2 separate regions of the Mus musculus genome follow, and region 2 is linked to region 1. Evidence: chromatin contacts called from ENCODE Hi-C or POLR2A ChIA-PET data. All regions are on one chromosome and are shown on one strand. The core of a region is the stretch at or near the end of the contact, and the rest is flanking DNA. Distances in the headings are between cores, read along the strand shown.

The links. Hi-C counts contacts between places; a loop is a spot of excess contacts on that map. ChIA-PET counts read pairs that join two places held with the same protein, here RNA polymerase II (POLR2A).
Region 2: POLR2A ChIA-PET joins it to region 1 with 10 read pairs in Patski. The contact joins two enhancer-like sites. A Hi-C loop is called at or near these places in 1 of 37 maps with a recorded cell type or tissue (CH12.LX). POLR2A ChIA-PET finds 5 or more read pairs at or near these places in 1 of 5 experiments (Patski).

The regions. Positions count from the first base shown.
Region 1 is chr17:31,875,319-31,880,261 of GRCm38, forward strand. No RefSeq gene overlaps it. Among named protein-coding and RNA genes, the nearest start is that of Gm30509, 6.7 kb to the left of the region's middle. Within about 2 kb of position 2,128, at least 2 of the 3 ENCODE cell types and tissues checked have a DNase peak (open chromatin) inside an H3K27ac peak, as active enhancers do.
Region 2 is chr17:31,928,919-31,933,861 of GRCm38, forward strand. No RefSeq gene overlaps it. Among named protein-coding and RNA genes, the nearest start is that of Gm30571, 19 kb to the left of the region's middle. Within about 2 kb of position 2,758, at least 1 of the 3 ENCODE cell types and tissues checked has a DNase peak (open chromatin) inside an H3K27ac peak, as active enhancers do.

The sequences.
Region 1 (4,943 bases), core at 878-3,377:
TCTGTGCTAGAGCTACGGAATGTGCTAGAATTCAGATTGGTGATGAAGCCATCCCCGGTTGCTGAAAGTAATTCTCTGCCTCCAGAGAGGCCTTGAGAGGAAGCCCAGTGTTGGGTATCCCCTTATCTCTAGTCATAGCACTATCTGTCTGTCTTTCGGCCCAGCCAGGCAGAGCATGCTGGGAAAATCCCATCGGCAGCTGCATCTCCTCCAGTGTGACCACTGGGGTTTCCTGGGGGAACCCACCTGAGGAAGTCTGGCTCATTAAAATCTAAATTGAAACAAAATGCAAATTCCTGAGAAGTCAGTCTAGGTTTCCAAGAAGTTCCAGTGTGGTCTGACAGACGTTCTTTGATGCGTTCTGCAACTCACTCCAGCTGAGGTCCAGTGGCATGCCAGGCTCGAGATGGGGTAGTTCTGACTCTGCATCCCGAGGGGACAAACAGATGACTTGAACACCGGGTGCCTCAGGGGACCGGTGATGGCTGTCTCACATACAAAGCCACCAATTTGAGCCATGTTATGTGCTATAGTTTGGCATCCCTGACAGCCAGAAACTTGCAGAGCACCCTGGGGCAGGACACATCAGGCAGAAATCATTGTGAATTCCACAGAAAGCAAGGTGACAGATGTGGCAGCATTGGCAAGAAGCAGGGTCTAGGTACTCGCCACCACTTTATAGAGATGGCAGATGAGCTTCCTGGGGCTGCAGAACAAATGGCCACAAAGCCAGGTGTGGTGGGCAGGCCGGTGATCCCAGTCTACCCACCCATGAAGGAACTCACCCCCATGGGGCTTCAGAGGCCTTTGCAATGCAGTCTATAGAGCCCATTCCAGTCCATCACCCTGACTCTATCAACAGAGGAGGGAAATATCTCACTCCAAGGGAAAGAATGATTCAGAATCTAGCACCTGGGAGAGGTGCAAATGTCCTGAGGTGATAGAATAAAACAGCATAAACTGCGGGCTCCAACCAGGTTCACTGTCTCATGTATTCTGAGGCCGGACGTCCAAGGTCAAGCTGGCTTAGGGCTGGGTCGCCTGAGGTAGCTCTCCTTCACCTGAAGATGTGTCCTCACGGAGTCCTTCCTCTGGAAATTTCCCCTCTTGTGGCTCCGTGGTCGGGATGTGTCCAGCCATAGGCAAGAGTTAGCATTTCCACTGACTATGTAGGTGGAGGCTCCTGAGCTCCCAGGATGACGCTGATGGAAAACCGTTTCATTCCTTCTGTCCCTTGGCTTTGCTCCCTAGGGACCAATTTGGGATGTGCAGTGTGGGCTTTGGCTTTCCTGGGTCTGATGTAGCTTGAGCTACATGTAGGTTGATGGTGGCCCTGAAGATAGATATGCATTCTGTCTGTGGGTCCTAGTGGGCAAAGGGACCCTGGCCACTGGACATTATACCAGGGCTCAGCTCTCCCTGATGAGCTGCAGGCACCAGCTGGGCTCTAACAAGGGTTATCTTGGGCCTGTCTGCTGCCGGGACAGCACCAACTGTGTGTGTCCAACGTCCCATCAAATTAAACATAAGAAACATGCAGTTGGTAGTTTCTGCCAGCCAACAGAGTCTCTATTGTCTCTTCCTCCTCTCTGTATGGAAGAGCTCTCCTTAAAGTGCAAATGCTATTAAGGCCAGTGAGGGTGGCCCCACAGATGGGCAGGTAGTGAATGGGCTCACAGAGCTCCCAACAACAGACAGAAGAGGGACCCAGGCCAGCCAGCCATGTAAGAGCCCTGGGTTATGGCCCCAGAAAACTGGGTTATACCAGACTCTTTATTTGAAAGCCGTTCTCTGCACAATGGCTTTGGGGGGGGGGGGGAGGAATCAATTTAAGCCAGCATGTCCATAGAGGACTGCAGTGTAAGACCAGACCAGCCACGTTTTGTCAGGGGTAAAAAGCCAAGGCTAGAGTCCAGGTAAGCAAAAGGGCAGTCTGTCAGCTTAAGGGCATTCCGTGGGGCAGTCTGTCAGCTTGGCCCCCACAGCAGCTTCCTGGGCCAGAGGCTAGACACCCTTGGCTTCCCAAACCATTCTCTCTGTGGTCGCTTCTTCTGCAAGAGGGCCTGCACAAAGGGGCCTGGGGCAAGATGGGAGGAGGGTGTGTTGCATTCAGAAGCCTCTTTCTGAATATAGAGTCATGTGTGACCCCAGGGGATTTCTCTAGCTCATTTGGCTTCCTCCACTGAAATTTCCCAGTTGGGGGCCCATGTCCGCAAGGCCTACTGGATCCTGCAATCTGGCTGTTTCTTTGGCTGTGCTGGGCTCAGCCCTTCCAGTAAAGCTAGGACCAGGCTGATTCCCAGTGTCCTTTCTGATATGTACCCTGTTCCTGACTAGTGCAGGCAATGCTGCAGAGCCCTCATCTCCCTCCAGGCTCCTCTGCTCCTCCGAGCCTCTGGTGCTGCAGCACCCAACCCAAGGCAGCTGGTGTTTACTCGAGCCTCCTGCCCAGCCCCAGCCCCCAATCTCCACAGCTCTCTAAAGAGAACGCCTGCTGTCCTTTCTACTTCACAAGGGGGAGGAAATGGAGCTTCGGAGAGGACCAGGAATTCTTCTCAGCTGAAGTGGGCGTCGTGCGGATCCGCACCCACGCCATTGCACCTCCGTCCCAAACTTCCGTTTGGCCATCTGTCTTCCAGAAACCCTCTGACAGCACATCCGGCAGATGCCTTGGGGTGTTCCTCATAGACCTGTGTGGAAGTCAAAACATGGCTGGCACTCCCGAGAGAGGAACTTGAGGGAGATCCTCTAATCTGTCCCTGGGGAAGCTGTGTACCGGCTGCTGGTGTGTGCCTGGCATCCCCACCAGCTGGGGTAATCCAACCCTGCACCCCCTCCTGAATCCAACCATATCTGGTTTCTAGGCCCTGGAGACAGAGAAGTGGGGGGCTGGTGGCAGGGCCATCTTTCAGAGGGAGGCCAGGGGAACTAGAGAGACCCCCTAGCATCCAACATGCTGTTCTGGAAATGCTGATAAGAACGGGGGATCGCTCTCCATCACTCTTGCAGATGGTCTTTAGCTTGGGCGCGCGAAGCTCTTAGTGGGTTAGTCCTGAGACTCATTTCTCCCCATTCAAGATTCTCTGAGGACATTTTGAGGGTGAGAATGGGTCACACTGGCGCAAGGGCCACCTGAGCACCAGGCCAGATACCCGCACAAGAGATAAAGAATGCTTCTTCCAGTGAAAGCCTGATCCCCACCGCTGGCCACGCCCATTACGGGCTGTGTCAATCTTATCTTCCCTCCAATCACTATAGTCTCCCAGTCCTGGAGAGAAAGGGTTACATCTTATAACTTCTTTATCTTAAAATTCCTGGCCTGGTCCCTGCTGCCCCTGGAGAGACTGTCAGATTCAGGTTAAGTCAATCCCTAGAGGCATTTAAGCGTTTCCTTACAGGGTGTAGTTCAAATACTACTCAACCGCAGTCTATAGCACCCAAGTCGCCCAGGCCACCATCCCTTAAACTCTCACAACCCAGGACGGTTCTCACTTCCACATCAGCCTGTCCTCAGCTGCTTTCTTGACTGCCCTGGCCAGTTCCCTCACTGAGAAACCACACGAGACCCCCTCCCACCTTTCCCTTGCTCTCTCTGCTTCCTGGCTGGCTCCTGGCTATCCAGTGTGGCTTCCCTTGGGGACGTCTACTCTCAGACTCTAAAAAGGTATTTCATTGGAAACAACAAGCCCCTGATGTATTGGCTTCATCATCTCCTCCTCCTGACCATGACTAAGCTTTGTCTGACCTGTGGCGCCCGCGCGCGCGCACACACACACACACACACACACACACACGCACGCACACACACATGCACACGCACACACACACGCACACACACACACACAGAGTCTTCTCAGCACATGAGAGACTGGGGCAAAAGGATTGTGAGTTTCAGGGATAACCTGAGCGATGCAACAAGACCATCTCAAAAATACAATGCAATGCAATAGGGTCTAGAAACTTCTGCCCCAGGAACAATCCAGTGGCCACATATTCAGGAGGAAAATCTTGGGGATCCCTGGCCCAGGCAGACATGTGGCTAGGGCAAGAATTACCCCAAAAGGACTCTGCTGACCTCATCCCCAACCCTTCTCAAAGTGCTCTTCTGCCTACAGCTCTAGCTGAGCATCTCTGTAGACCCCACGGCTCTCCAGAGGTCCACTGGGTGCCCATGGAGGGGCTGCGTTTGTGGTGCAGGGCTTCCCGGAGCTGCTCAGTCTGGAGCTGCTATTCAGGCCGCCTTTGAGGTCACAAGGGCATAGAGCCCAGAGCTGGCTGCAGACTTGGTGAGACAGGCTCACAGCCTAAGCCATAACCATCAGAGGTGTAGCAGGATCTCGGCTGTGCTTCCGATCAGCATAAGGCTCCACTTCCACTTCCGGTGGGCAGCGCTCTAATCTGCTCCACATTCTTTGCGCATAGAATGGAGCCTGGCTGGTCAGTCGCCTCCTCACCTGTCATTCTGCCCACCCCTCCCCTCCAGCCCACACTGACTCTGTGGCATTAACCATCACAGCCGGTCCTCTCTCTGAGCCGTCTCTGCAACCACACCTATCATCCTGCACCTTCCATGGTTCTTCACCTAAGCTGTTCTTATCCATGGCCAACCCCCTTCCCCAGCCTCCTGGGCCTGACCCTGGCCTGAGGCCAACACTGGCTCTACAAGTTGCCCCCTGGCCTGTTTCCACCCGTGTTCTCCCTCTAAAAGGACAGTTCTCTCTTTTGCCCCCTGTACTGACTGCTTGGATCTCAGGAGCCACTTTCCAGATTTGGGAAACAATGAGTAGTGGGGTGGCAGGAGGCATGAGACTCCAGAGAGGCCACTCCTGGGTGACCGATGACTCCACAAGTCTAAGCTATGTAGGACCCAGATAGAAAGCTCTTTCTACAGAAGGACTGTGTTGCCCATCAAGGCTGGGTCAGCACATGGCCCTAGTGTGGTC
Region 2 (4,943 bases), core at 1,508-4,007, 54 kb after region 1:
AGCATGGGATATTAGCTGTGGGTGCCTCTTGGTCACCCTAAACGTAAGATCCTTACAATTGAAAACAATAAAACAAAAAAGTGCCCAGCAACACTTAGTGCCCCTGACCCTGGGTCAGATAAACTTGGCCACTGCATTTGCACCGACAGGTACCACCATTCCCTACCCTGGCTTAATGGTAGGAACACTGGAGGAGCCGAGAGATGCAAGGAGAGGGTCTTAGACTAGAGTGCAGCCCACCTCCAGCCCAGCTGGGACAGACACCAGGACAGCCACAGGCTCCACTCCATAGCCAGCTCTTCCGGCAGCATGCAATGTGACTCCCCTGTGTGTTAGACAGCTGAGATATGGACCACAGATACTTGGAGCATCCCTATCCACAAGCCCTCCTTATCCTAGCTCTCATAGGGTCTGGCAGCCAGTGGCACTGCGGTGTGGGGGTTGGGGATGGACGGTAGTACTCTCCTGGAGCCTCCTAAAGCTTTATCTCTTCCCAGCAACTCCGTTCTTTCTGTAACTCTGTCACCACTAACCTGGTGCAGTGCCATGAGGCACTGGTATTCTGGCAAGGCACCCTTTGCTATAGCCTCTTACCAGGTCTCCCCAAAAACCTTCCTTCTGCCTCAGGGCCTCCTGCAAGGCTAAGCACTGATGGATTTCCAGCCATCAGGGTGTCTTGAATCTGGCAAGAAGTGCACAGAGTCACGGGGCATGTGTTGAACCCCAACCTAGGACTCCAGACAGACAGAGCTCAGAACCTCTGACACCAGCACCAGTGTGGCCCACACAGTGTCTGCCACTTCTGCAAACCTAGAGCAGTGTCCCCTGAGCTGCTGGTCTCTCACTCCCAAATCGGAGTCCATGCAGTATGAGGCAGTGCAATGCAGCCAGGAAGAGCTTCCTTCCACAAGAGGAGAGCCTTGTCTCCCGCCAGGATCTCATTGTGGCTAGAACCACAGCAATGGAGGGGTTGACCAGAGATGTCCTTAAAAGGGCAAGGCCCAGGCAGCCTCCAGCTCGCAGGAGGGCAGGTGGGGCCACGGGGCTTTTGGGTTTGTTGCTCTGGGTGCTGTGGCAGCAGCTGCTCTGGTCCATTTATAACTCGCAGATCTCTGAGACCCTGGTCAGCAAGCAGATAGCCCAGTCCAATCCCTTCCCATGCCTAGAAGTAGAGAGGGGCGGCGTCTGTGTTCCTGGAACAGTTCCTAGTTGGAGAACTAGAGAGACCGCCTCTGCCTACCATTGGTCACGGACTAAGGCCATCATCAGTCATTTGCCAATCACATGCCTTGGTTGGGGGATCAGGCCACACCAGACTAGCATGGGAGGTCACCGACCCCGCCTGCTGCTGACCACTTGATAATTAAGCAATGGGGACAGCAACCCCACAAGGGAGCCTGAACCCTCCTACCCTGCCAGTTTGGCACAGTCCCCCAAGGCCCCTGGCCTTCCAGGAACTTGAGGCCTTTGTGGGTGCCATCTCTAGCCTGTCCCCATTCCTGCCTTAGCTCTCACCTGGCAGTAGTGTATTACTGAGCGACTCATTCAGTTGCTGGCTCTGTCCCATTCGGACTTTGCCTGTCTCACTCTGTCCCTTGTGTTTGCATGGGTGCCTATTTAAGGGTGAGAGGCAGCTAGGAAAGCCAGACACCTGTCACAGCTGCCCACATGGAGGTTCTCCTTGAAGTACAGGCACTTCGGGGCCAGCTTCTTTGGTCTCCACAGGTCTGGAGTCCCCTGTTTCTGGGACTCCTTAGCCCACCTCTCCTTCAGAGGTGACCCATGTTTTGCATGGATATTTTTCCCTGGCCCTTCCTCCTGGTCCAGTTCTTTTTCTGCCTCAGTCTCTTTTTGTTTTGGTTTGGTTTTTAGGTTTTTTGAGACAGGGTTTCTCTGTGTAGCCCTGGCTGTCCTGGAACTCACTTTGGAGACCAGGCTGGCCTCGAACTCAGAAATCTGCTTGCCTCTGCCTCCGGAGTGCTGGGATTAGAGGCGTACGCCACCACGCCCGGCTTTCTGCCTCAGTCTTAAAACCTGTAGATGATAATGTCCCTTGGCCAGGCCTTACTAGTCTAGCCTCTCCGACACTGACCACAGAGCAGCATCCACCAGGGGACAGAGGAACCAGCAGCGTCGTAAGGAAAAGGCTCCTGGTTATCCACTTAGAGGCTCTCTTGCCTGACAGCCCATGTGGACACTGGGACACCAGACAGGGCACTCTGTTGGGCAGGGACCCAGCCTCCTATCCCCTCTATATAGGAACCTTAGGAGGAAAGACGCAGAGACCCAGAGACTCAGAGACTGTCTCACCTCACAGCCTGGGATCAAAGCTTGGAGGGAGACAGGACTCTATCTGCACAGCCCAGCTGGTCCCACACACATGCTTTTCCTGTGAGTGGATTGATCTGTGTAGTTGATTCTGACTGGCAAGCCCAAATTGGGAATACTTCCTCCCTCCTGCCAGAGCCTGAATTCAATCTTTCCTTTTGAGGTCAGGGTTTCACCAAACCTTGATGACTGGGATTTTCTGGAAGGCTGAGTATCTCTCCTGGGGACCAACAGGGCCCTCCACCCACAGCCCCAGGCCCTGGATGGATGGTTCTCCCTGGGCTAGTTCCAGGAACCCTGCTCACTATCCTGAGGGCCGAGGAAAGCACCTCCAGGCAGTGGTTCCCTGGGGTAAGGGAGGCACAGGACTTAGCCAGGCAGTCAGCTCCGCAGGCTGCCAGCTTCTGTTCCGTAAGGTCACAGGCAGCCCCAGTAGAGCAGTCCAGGCTGCTCCCCGCTTTACTTCTGGCATGGATCTGTGTTTCCTGGACACAGGATTCCTGGCAAAACCTCCCTAGAGAACTGAGGGCCTCCCGTCATTGTTCCCGAGCCGCAGGAACTCAGATAGAGAAGGGATCTTGGAAGTGGCCTGAGCCTCAGGGCAGACTGCAAGCTTACCCTGCTACAAACTGATTTTCCCAACCAATGGGAAGAGACACACGTCTTTCTTCCTGGTTCTTGCTCTCTGACAGACTGGAAAACCAGGTTCCCGGCATCCTACCCTTGGACCCAAAAACTACTAGAGGCAAAGAACTTGGGCAAAAGGTGTCTGGCACTGCCTACTAGCTGCACAGGGGGCCTGTTTATTCCTTGTGGGCCATGTCTGAGCATTGGCAAGTGCCTTCCTAAAGTTTCAAATTCAACCCTGACAGGTGAAAACTCCCCGGGGTCTCCCCCCACCCCAGGGGCAGACTCTCCTGTTCCCAGGTTCCAGCCAGAAGGCCCTGTCTCCATCAGCTCGGCCCAGCCCCCAGGCATGGAAACTGCCACAAAGCATGCTTCTCTACCAAATTCATGGGCTGGGACTCAGGCAACTAGCAGCACTGTCCACTGAGGGACCATGTAGGTGTGGGTGTCCCATGAAGTCCTTGTGACCCTTCACTGGCCTGTCAGGAGTGGGTGGGGCTGAGCTCTGACCCTGAGAGCTCTCCGTGCCTTAGAGGTTAGCTGGCCCTTGGAGAGTCACCCTGGCTGCCCCTGGGAGACAGAAGAATATGCTTCAGCCTCCAACACTGATTTGGGTAGGCAGATGAGGGACAGAAGCTGAGGACCAAGGCTGCTGCCCCAGAGCAAGACCTGTAAGTTCAGGCCATTGTTGGGTCTTTGTTGTTTGGGGTAGGCAGCTGCAGGAAGGTGCTGTTTCCTCCCCTGAAAGGAGGGCTGTGTCTTGGAAGCCTTTGAGGTGGCCTTAGGAACCCCCAGCTGCCAGCAACAAGCTGGAGTGAGGAAACACAGTTTGTGCCTTCGTGGGCCCTGCCTGTGGGCAATGTCCCCAAATCTGGGCCCTTACTCAGCATCTACTTTAGAAAGTGTCACCTTGAGGAATGACCTCTGCTGTGCTGGTGTCAGCACACTTTATTTTTTTATTTGTTTGTTTGTTTGATGTCTTCTGGTCCTAGCTATAAGCTCAGTTTTATGTTTCTGTGGAGAATTATAAAGGCTCCTGTGGTGCCCATCTGAGTCCTAGGAGAAAGTACCAGAAGCATTCTAGGAAGCCAAAGCTATCTCTATGGGTTGGCCTAGGTCACCTGCTCAATTTCCTTGTAATAGCAAAGGTTCTTGTGTGCCCAGCTTCCGGCTTTAGCACTGTGCTGGTTAGATTTTGTCAACATGATACAAACTTAGCACATCCGGGGGAAAAAAAGAAAATGTCTTCATAAGAAGATCAGCCTGTAGGCAATTTTGTGGGGTAGAGTCTTGAGTAATGATTGATGGGGAAGGGTCCAGCCCATTGTGGGCAGGGCCATCCCTGGGCTGGTGGTCCTGGGTTCTTTCTATAAGAAAGCAGGCTGAGGGCTGGGCAGTGGTGGCACACGCCTTTAATCCCAGCACTTGGAAGGCAGAGGCAGGTGAATTTCTGAGTTTGAGGACAGCCTGGTCTACAGAGTGAGTTCCAGGACAGCCAGAGCTACACAGAGAAACCCTGTCTCGAAAAAAAACCCAAAAAAACAAAAACAAACAAAAAAGAAAGCAGGCTAAGCAAGCCATGAGGAGCAAGCCAGTAAGCAGCACCCCTCCAAGTTCTCTGCTTCAGTTCCTGCTTGACTTTCTTCAGTGATGGAGTGTGACCTAAGCATTTAAACATAAACCCATCCCTCTTTTTGGTTGTGGTGTTTTATCACAGCCATAGAAACGCTAACTATGACAGACTGCTGTTTGCTTCCATCTTTGGCCTTCCTAGTTAGCAGGTAAGCCACACCCAGATTTCACCTGCTTTCACAGCAAACATGAAGAGAGGGCAGCTACTGCTCAACCGAGCCAGAGTTTTAATTTTATATTGCAGAAAGCATCTAGAGACATATGGGTTGACAGCTGCTCCATGGCGTGAACGTGCTCGACATCTTAAGTTGTGTCCTTAGAAATGACTGATTGTATGTTTTGTATACATTTTACCA